Regions from separate parts of the Mus musculus genome. Here region 1 is linked to region 2. The links are chromatin loops, found by intact Hi-C in ENCODE. Cell type or tissue: heart. All regions are shown on one strand. Each heading gives the region's core, and the rest is flanking DNA. Links, peaks and the distances in the headings are about the cores only. Region 1 overlaps Xpnpep3 (X-prolyl aminopeptidase 3, mitochondrial). Region 2 holds the start of Ep300 (E1A binding protein p300).

Region 1 (4,387 bases), core at 297-4,296, 140 kb before region 2:
TTTTTATTAGATATTTTTCTTCATTTACATTTCATGCTATCCTGAAAGTCCCCTATATCCTCCCACCACCCTGCTCCCCTGCTTTCACAGTTACTGCACATAATACTGTGTCATATGACTGCCTTTTGGATCTCAGCAATCACAATAGACTATATATTGTTTTTAAAGAGTTCAAGGCCAGCCTGGGCTACATTCTGAGGTTCTAATTTTAAAATGATCAGAACCAGCCAGTCGTGGTGGTGCATGCCTTTAATCCCAGCACCCGGGAGGCAGAGGCAGGTGGATTTCTGAGTTTGAAGCCAGCCTGGTCTACAGAGTGAGTTCCAGGACAGCCAGGGCTACACAGAGAAACCCTGTCTCAAAAAACCAAAAAAATAAAACAAAATAAAACAAAAAACAAAAAAAAAGACAAAGTAGCAAAAAGGCATCAGCAAAGTAAATTACAGTGTGTCTGGGATGGACTAGTAATGGAGATACTCTGTGTAATAATGGACATACTCTGTGTAGTAATGGACATATTCTGTGTAGTAATGGAGACACTCTGTGTAGTAATGGAGATACTCTGTAGTAATGGAGACACTCTGTGTAGTAATGGAGACACTCTGTGTAGTAATGGACATATTCTGTGTAGTAATGGAGACACTCTGTGTAGTAATGGAGATACTCTGTAGTAATGGAGACACTCTATGTAGTAATGGAGACACTCTGTGTAGTAATGGAGACACTGTAGTAATGGAGACACTCTGTAGTAATGGAGACACTCTATGTAGTAATGGAGATACTCTGTGTAGTAATGGAGACACTGTGTAGTAATGGAGATACTCTGTAGTAATGGAGACACTCTATGTAGTAATGGAGACACTCTGTGTAGTAATGGAGACACTCTGTGTAGTAATGGAGACGCTCTGTGTAGTAATGGAGATACTCTGTAGTAATGGAGACACTCTATGTAGTAATGGAGACACTCTGTGTAGTAATGGAGACACTCTGTGTAGTAATGGAGACACTCTGTGTAGTAATGGAGACACTCTGTGTAGTAATGGAGATACTCTGTAGTAATGGAGACACTCTATGTAGTAATGGAGATACTTTGTGTAGTAATGGAGACACTCTGTGTCGTAATGGAGATACTCTGTGTGGATAATAGGGAAATAAAGCTGAAGGGAAATGTGTGACTTTTCTTTCAGGCAGGATCTCACTAAGTAACCCAAGCTATTGCAAACATGCCATGTAGCCCAGGACAGCCTTAAAGATACAGTCCTGCCTCAGCCTACTGAGTGTTGGGATTACTGGGTCCTATACCACTATGCCCAGCTGAGAAGTTCATAAACCTTAAATGTTTAACCTGGAAAGGTAAATGGTAAGTACTTGCCTAGTATACACAAGGCTTTGGGTTTAAACTGCAGCACTAGGAAGAAATAAAAAGTAAAAAGGGATGGGGGAATGATTAAGTCAGTAATGTCTAAACTTCCACCTTAAGAAACTACTGAAGGTCCAGCAAGATGGCTGGCTGGTAAAACGCTGCGGCCAGGCCTGACTACTGGATACATAGCTCACTTTCCTTGGTTTTCCTGTGCTTAGATTCACCGCCCCTCAGGCAGAGCTCTATGAAGCTGTTCTGGAAATCCAAAGAGCTTGTTTGACTCTGTGTTCCCCTGGGACGAGCTTGGAGAACATCTACAGCATGATGCTGACGCTGATAGGACAGAAGCTTAAGGATCTGGGCATCACAAAGACCAGCAAGGAAAGCGCCTTCAAGGTACCTCCCTCCTCACGCCAGTCCTTCAGAAGGGCCAGCAACATGCTGCTCAGTTTTTGCCCTGCTTGGAAAAGCTAATTCTTTGTAAAGTGGATTTAGCTTTAACATGGATTGGATTAAAACAAAGGGAGTCAGTACTTCTTTTTGCCAGAAGATGGCAGCACATTCTGAGTCATTGCCTGCTAGAGAGCCAGTGCAGTACTCAGACACAAGATGAAGTCTATACAGGCAGAGAGTGGGAAGAACACAAACAAGGAGAGAGGGTTAACTCCTAATCCTTTGCTGGGGTTCTGGAGGTCAGAAGGGAGGCTGTTTATTGGCTCAGTTACACTATTGAAACTTTACAAAACGCCCAGTTTTGTCTACACCTAAATGTATGACATCCATTATAGTTGCAGACCCTGAGCCACACAAGCATTAGGCAGCCTCCATTTCCAAATTTACACTTCCAGGACTCCTATTACCAAAGAAAAGAAGTTATAAATTCCCTGAACCAAGCCAACAAATTTTTAATTAACAGAACTATCCATACCAGTAAACACAGAGTCCTGCCTACTCTACAACTTGACATGGGTAGAGTAGGCTACCCAGGAGAGATGTATGTCTTTTTTATTGCATTTATGGTGGGGACAAGTTCTTGTGTAACCCAGGCTTGCCTTGAACTCAGCAGCTGAGGATGGCTCTGGATTCTTGATCCTCCTATCTCCACAGACCAAGAGTTAGGATTCTAAGTGTGGGTTCATATTTTGTGTCTTCCTTTTTAAGACATATAAATTGTAAGGATAATAGAACATTGCTGTTCTTCCTTTCCCAAAAAAAGGCAATCTCCCCACCCCTTTGCTGGGGATCAAATAGAGGATGTGTGGTAGGCAAATCCACTGGAATTCCTTAGCCTGTGCATAATGCATTTGACAGTGGTCTATACAGTATACTATACTGTGCATAATACATTTGACAGTGAGGTGGAAAGCAGTATCGTAAGTGTGGATTGAGGAAGTAACAGTTTGCCAGACATGGACATGGTTAGGTGGGTAAAGTGCTTTCTAACACAAGCATGAGGACCTGACTTCAGATCCCTAGCATCCACATAAAAAGGTAGGTGTAGACGGGCGGTGGTGGCACACGCCTTTAATCCCAGCACTCAGAAGGCCGAGGCAGGCGAATTTCTGAGTTTGAGGACAGCCTGGTCTACAGAGTGAGTTCCAGGACAGTCAGGGCTACACAGAGAAACCCTGTTTGGGGGTGGGGGGGAAAGTAGGTGTATAGGCTAGATAGATGGCCCAGAGTTTGAGTTTGGGAGCACTGGCTGTTCTTCCAGAGGACTCGGGTTCCAGCACACACATAGAGGCTCAAAACCATCTGTAGCTACAGTTCCAAGGGATCTGATACCATCTTCAGGCCTCTTAGGTCATGAGATAGATACAAAGTACACATAGATACACAAAAAGACTGAGCACAGCAGCCTGTTCCCAAAGTCTCAGCTCTGGGAGCTAGAGACCAAAGGAACCTCTGGGGACTTGCTCACCACCTAATTAGCCAGCCATTGAGCTTCAAGCTCACCAAGAAGTCTTAAAAAAACACAGCTTGGAGGGGTGGGGAGCAGATGACAAGATAGTTCCATGTAGGGCTGGTGAGATGGCTCAGTGGTTAAGAGGGCCAACTGCTCTTCCGAAGGTCCCGAGTTCAAATCCCAGCAACCACATGGTGGCTCACAACCATCCGTAACGAAATCTGATGCCCTCTTCTGGAGTATCTGAGGACAGCTACAGTGTATTTACATATAATAAATAAATAAATCTTTAAAAAAAAAAAAAGATAGTTACATGTATAAAGTCACATGCCACCAAGTCTGATGACCTGAGTTCAGTCCCAAGAACCTACTTGGCAGGAGAAAGCAGGTTGTACTCCTAACTCCACACACACGTTAGGCATGTGCATCCACACAAGAGCACCAGCAACCAACCAACCAGTCAATCAAGAGTCAAGGGAAGGTGGGTGTGGTGTTGCATGCCTTTAATCCTAGCACTTGGGAGGCAGAGGCAGGCAGATTTCTGAGTTCGAGGACAGCCAGGGCTACACAGAGAAACCCTGTCTCGAAAAACCAAAAAAAAAAAAAGTCAAGGGAAGCTGTAGAGGAAGACATCCACTATCGACTCCTGCCTCCATAGGCACACACATGCACGCCACACACCACACACCACACCCTGCCTCCACAGGCACACACATGCACGCCACACACCACACACCTCAAAGAGTTGCAGTTTGTCAGGTCCCTTAAGGATAGGTTAAACATAAATCATAGAAACTGACAGTTAGCATCACATGTCACTGATTTATGCATGCCAGTTTTCCCTTAAGAGCTCATTCATTGTCCTGATGATACTGTGGTAATTATCTTTTCCAGGCTGCTCGAAAATACTGCCCTCATCATGTTGGCCATTACCTCGGGATGGATGTCCATGACACTCCAGACATGCCTCGGTCACTCCCTCTGCAGCCTGGAATGGTGATCACAGTTGAACCAGGTAAGGGATGGGTTAATCCCAAAGTATACATTGCTTATTTTTATTTACGTAACATAAAATGTTTAGGTTTGTCTAGAGCTTTCTTATTTAACATCACAGTTTG
Region 2 (4,387 bases), core at 130-4,129:
CACGGGTACAGAAGAAATGACTCCTCCAGATTATCCTATGACCTCCCCATGTGGGTCATGGGTATATATGTTCACACATTTATACATATCAACAGAGACACACAAGGTAAATGTAATTAAAAAATAGATCTGAGAAAAAATTTATTTTCTTGGTAGTACTGGTGACTGAACTGTTAAGGCCACAGGAATAGTAGGCAAACTACCTATACAATAGGTAATGTCTCGAAGGTTTCCTTCAGTGTCACATAGAACCTTGGTACTTTCCCTATATTTGAGGATCCCAAACACAGAAGTCCTGTAATTTGAGAACCCTAAAAGCATACCCCCTGCTTTCTGCTTCGAATTGGGCTGCCCTACACACTAGACTTAGGAGCATTTCCTCACATTTTTCTAGTGTTATAATTTTTTTTAGCACATAACATTTTTTTGTCCTCTCCCATATTTACATTGAAGGCACTGCAGAAAGTGGCCTTTTATTAAGCTCATCTGCTAGAGATGGGTGGAAAATACCTTCAAAAGACCTTGGAAGTTTCAGGCAGGTTCAGAAAAGTAGTTCTCAAGGATTCTTTTTTAAGAGTGGTAGCTGGTAAGGATGTGTGGACACGTGATGGGCAAAAATGTAGGTAGGGTCTAGCCCTAAACAGCCTCCCACTGCTGTGGTCCTCCCCCTCCTAGTTTTTTAACTAACAATATCGTAATCCAAATTTTTCATTCTTGAATTAGACATTTCAGAGAAAACTTAAAGGACTAGCAATGTGACTTTGAGATATGAACTGCTGCTTTCGAGAAGGCTATGAAGAGGATGGAATGTGTGTCTACGATGAAACACAGGTGTTTGGCGGATTTAATGGGGTTCCAAAGATCAACCTGAGAGGGCAAACCCCGGGAGCTCTGACCGTGGTTTTCCTTGTTTTCGCAGAGGAGCGCCTGAGCTTTGACTCGGTTCTGCTCAGAGACCCAGCCCAGGCACCTAACTGTCCACCGACCGAAAATACGTTCTAAGTTCACCCCGGACCCCCCCCCCCCCCACAACTTCTTTCAAAACCTCCCCTTTAAAGGGAGCCACCGAGTGACGCCGGGGGAGTTTGCGGAAGCGCCTACCGCGTTGGGGCCCTTGGGCGGATCCCGTGATTGGAGCCGGCACCGCCCCCGGCGCCGCTTCCCCCATTGTGTGAGCTGCAAGGCAGAGGCCCCGCCCTCGCCCCGCCTCCCTGTTTCTCGGCCCCTCCCCCTCTCACCTCCCCCCCCCCCCAATCTTGGCTCATTTCCGGCCGCCGCCGCCGCTACCGCTATCCTGTAAGGAGGATTCGGCAGAGGCAAGAAACAACAGCCGCCATCTTGTTTGTGTGCTAGCCTGTGGGGGGGGTGGGGGGAGGAGGAGAGAGAGCGGAGAGGGACCGGGAGAGAGAGAGTGGGGCAAGCGGGACGCCCGGCTGAGTGCGAACTGCGCGAGCAGGGAGTGAGGAGGGTACCTGGCTGGAGAGCAGCGGCCGGGACCGAGACAGTGGTTGGGGGCCCCGGGGCGCAAAGGCTGAGGCGACCCTCAGTCCCCTCCTTGCCCGCACACACCCCCACCGCAGCCCGGGCCGGCGTCGACGCCTAAGGGGGGGAAACCATTACATAAGCCCGCGCCCCGCGGCGCCTCTGCCCGCCGTCCGAGGCGGCCCCCGAGCCGAGCCCCCGGCAGGCACCTGGCTGCCGGGGGGGTGAGGGCCAGGGAGGCGGCCGGACTGATTTCTCCTCCCCGGGCTTGCGAGTGGAGGCGGAGAAGCGCGGCGCGCGGAGAGGCCGCGTCGGTGGGCTCGGCGTCAGCGCGGGCTTGCGGGCGGACGGCCCTGCTTGGCCCGGCCCGGCCCCCCTGGCCCTTCGGGCCGGCGAGCTCCACGCTCGGCGTCGTCGCTGCTGCGCCTCTGCTTGTCCGCTGCGCGATGTGAGGCGGCCCCGGCGCCAGTCTGGCTCTCGGCTCGGCTGAGCTCAGTGTGGCCATTAGGGGCCGGTGCGGCAGCGGCGGCGCGGAGCGCAGCGGCAGGAGGAGGAGGAGGGCGGCTCTCAGGGTGGGGGCGCAGGCCCGGGAGGGGGCACCGGGAGGAGGTGAGTGTCTCTGGTCGCCTCCTCCTCTCCCCCTTTTTCGCCCCCGCCTCCTTGTGGCGATGAGAAGGAGGAGGACAGCGCCGAGGAGGAAGAAGCTGATGGCGGCGGCGGAGCTCCGAGAGACCTCGGCTGGGCAGGGGCTCGCCGTGGCGGGCTGGGGACTGCGTCTGTAGAGCTGTGAGTTCCCGAGAATTCGCTGCAGCGGACGTGCTCGTGGGATCAGTGTTGCTGTACCCTCCTCCCGGCCTGGTTTAGGCCCGGCCCCTCGCACTTGCCCCTACCATTTCTGTTGAGTCCGCATCCCTCTCCGGCCACCGCAACCAGGCGAAGAGAAAAAGGAACTTCCCCCCACCCCTGTTGGGTGGCGGCGGAGCTCCGGAGCCCACCCTTAGGAGCGGGGCGGGGACCCCGTTTCGGAGAAGAGATTTCCTCAGGATTCTCGTTTTTTTCCTCGGTTGTATCTCCGAAAGAATTAAAAATGGCCGAGAATGTGGTGGAACCCGGGCCGCCTTCAGCCAAGCGGCCTAAACTCTCATCTCCGGCCCTCTCGGCGTCCGCCAGCGATGGCACAGGTTAGTCTCGGGACTCCCGGCCTTCCATAGTTCCCTTCGTCTTTTCTGCTCGTTGCACCTTCATTCCAGGGTGCTTCTGTGTATCTCTTCCCATTTCCCCGGCCGGTGTTTAATTTTAAAGGTTTTTGAATGGACTGGTCGAAGACGTCCAGTAGCCCAACCATTTTCTTTGCCTTCTGATACATTCATTGCAACACTATGTCATGTCAGATCGTTGTGTGTTCTGGAATTAAGAGGTTGGAAGTGGGAGCTGCGGGGACCTTTATTGTTGGCTCCATGCAATTTAATTTGGGAAATGCCGGTACAATCGTGTGTGAGGGCTTTTATGCACTTTTACTATTTTTGTTACTGGTGAATGAGGGATTTCAGCTCTTTCTCCCCTGTTGCAATGAATTCTTTTTTTCTCTGCTTTCCCACCTTTAATGATTTTTGCTCCTGTGAGGCAGATTTTCTGTTGAGGAATGGGGGCGGAAGACAAATCTTGGTGTCTGCGATCCAAGGTTTTAAGTGTAACTAAAGTTCAACAAAATTTCATTCTTAGGTCCCCTCTCCCCATCCTTGCCTCAAGAGTCAGTATGGACCGCAGTTTATTTTATATCCATTTGCCATGAAACCAAAATGTCTCAAACTGCGTGTTGAGGTGTAGACCTGAGGCGTTTCCTTTGCAGTTTGTCACACTCTTACTTAGAAGGGAAAGAAAAAAGATGAAGCCTTTCTGGAATTAGGTACTTAGAAATGGGAGATAATAAGTTGAAAGACTCCCAGTCATGAACTTCCAACTAAAGTGATTGTACAAGTTTAAAAATGAACAGGAGGTTTTGTGCTTGCATGTTTGTTTTGTTTTGCTTTTTGGACCTTTGCAATTCCAGTTTACAAGATGAAGGAATTCTTTTCTCCAGTCAGCCCCTTTGTTAGGAGACCTGAAGGGAGACTCTCCCTTGTCTGTTCTTTTTCCTGCTTACTGTTAGTTTAGTGTTATTCTGATGATCACTGACCTGGTCCTCTCTTGCTGTCTGACTTGTTTGAGAGGCCAGGATAATGAAGAAGAAGAAGAAGAAAAAGAAGAAGAAGAAGAAGAATGGCTAGTCATCTGACAGTCCACTAGATGTTCCTCCTTACTGCAAGCATCCCTTTAACTCAGAGAAGAGGCTCCAGATCTCTCCTTCTGCCAATGAGAGTGTATAGTGGAGTTAAACGTACCCTGCAAGTTGTAGAGAATGTGTGGGCCATGTTTCTGAGTAGGATTTCTATTAAGGCCTGGAAATAAGATAGAACTAGTGCATTACTCTGCTTTTTTAGCAGCTGTATTTCGAACCATGAGTTTTGCTCACCTGCAACAGTTGGGAAGGATAAGTCTTGCAGTGTTCTAAGGCTCTAACTTTAGTTATATGTGAGCATTCAGCTGTAAAGTTTCCGTAGTCTTAGAGAATTTTTTTTAAATTATGTCTTTGAAATTCATAGGCATAGATATTTTATAGACATATTTGCTCTGGATTTTTGTTTCCTCCTCTGCCCCCATAATAAGTGTACTTCTGTAACATGTTCACAAGTTACCATATTTGACATAGCCAGTAACAAGAAATATTATGGAAAACTTTTTAAAATTAAATTTTTGGATGTTCTGATTTTGAGTGACTTAGTCATAAAGTCTGTTCATGTAATTCTGTTCAGATGGACTACTGCATTCTTTATCTGATAAATTGTATAGCTTTTGGCTAACTTTC

Evidence for each region. Hi-C counts contacts between places; a loop is a spot of excess contacts. Peaks named below come from ENCODE experiments on the same cell type or tissue, not always from the same donor. Only the 100,000 strongest peaks of a DNase experiment are listed, where the experiment ranks them.
Region 1: it touches region 2 in a loop (2.3-fold over the local background); 1 of 42 quality-filtered maps calls a loop at or near these places.

Annotation. Positions count from the first base shown.
Region 1 is chr15:81,446,738-81,451,124 of GRCm38, forward strand. Xpnpep3 (X-prolyl aminopeptidase 3, mitochondrial) reads left to right here. Exons shown (of 10, transcript NM_001347075.1): 8 at 1,582-1,759; 9 at 4,164-4,284. Among named protein-coding and RNA genes, the nearest start is that of Rbx1, 17 kb to the right of the region's middle. In heart, for the core only: a CTCF peak has its summit at 1,905 (motif pointing right); no DNase peak of the experiment used is centred there.
Region 2 is chr15:81,584,060-81,588,446 of GRCm38, forward strand. It overlaps Ep300 (E1A binding protein p300), which reads left to right and starts at 2,155. Exons shown (of 31, transcript NM_177821.6): 1 at 2,155-2,663. The coding sequence starts at 2,570. In heart, for the core only: a CTCF peak has its summit at 2,154 (motif pointing left); DNase peaks (open chromatin) are centred at 1,142 and 2,212; H3K4me3 peaks cover 3,896 bases; H3K27ac peaks cover 3,756 bases.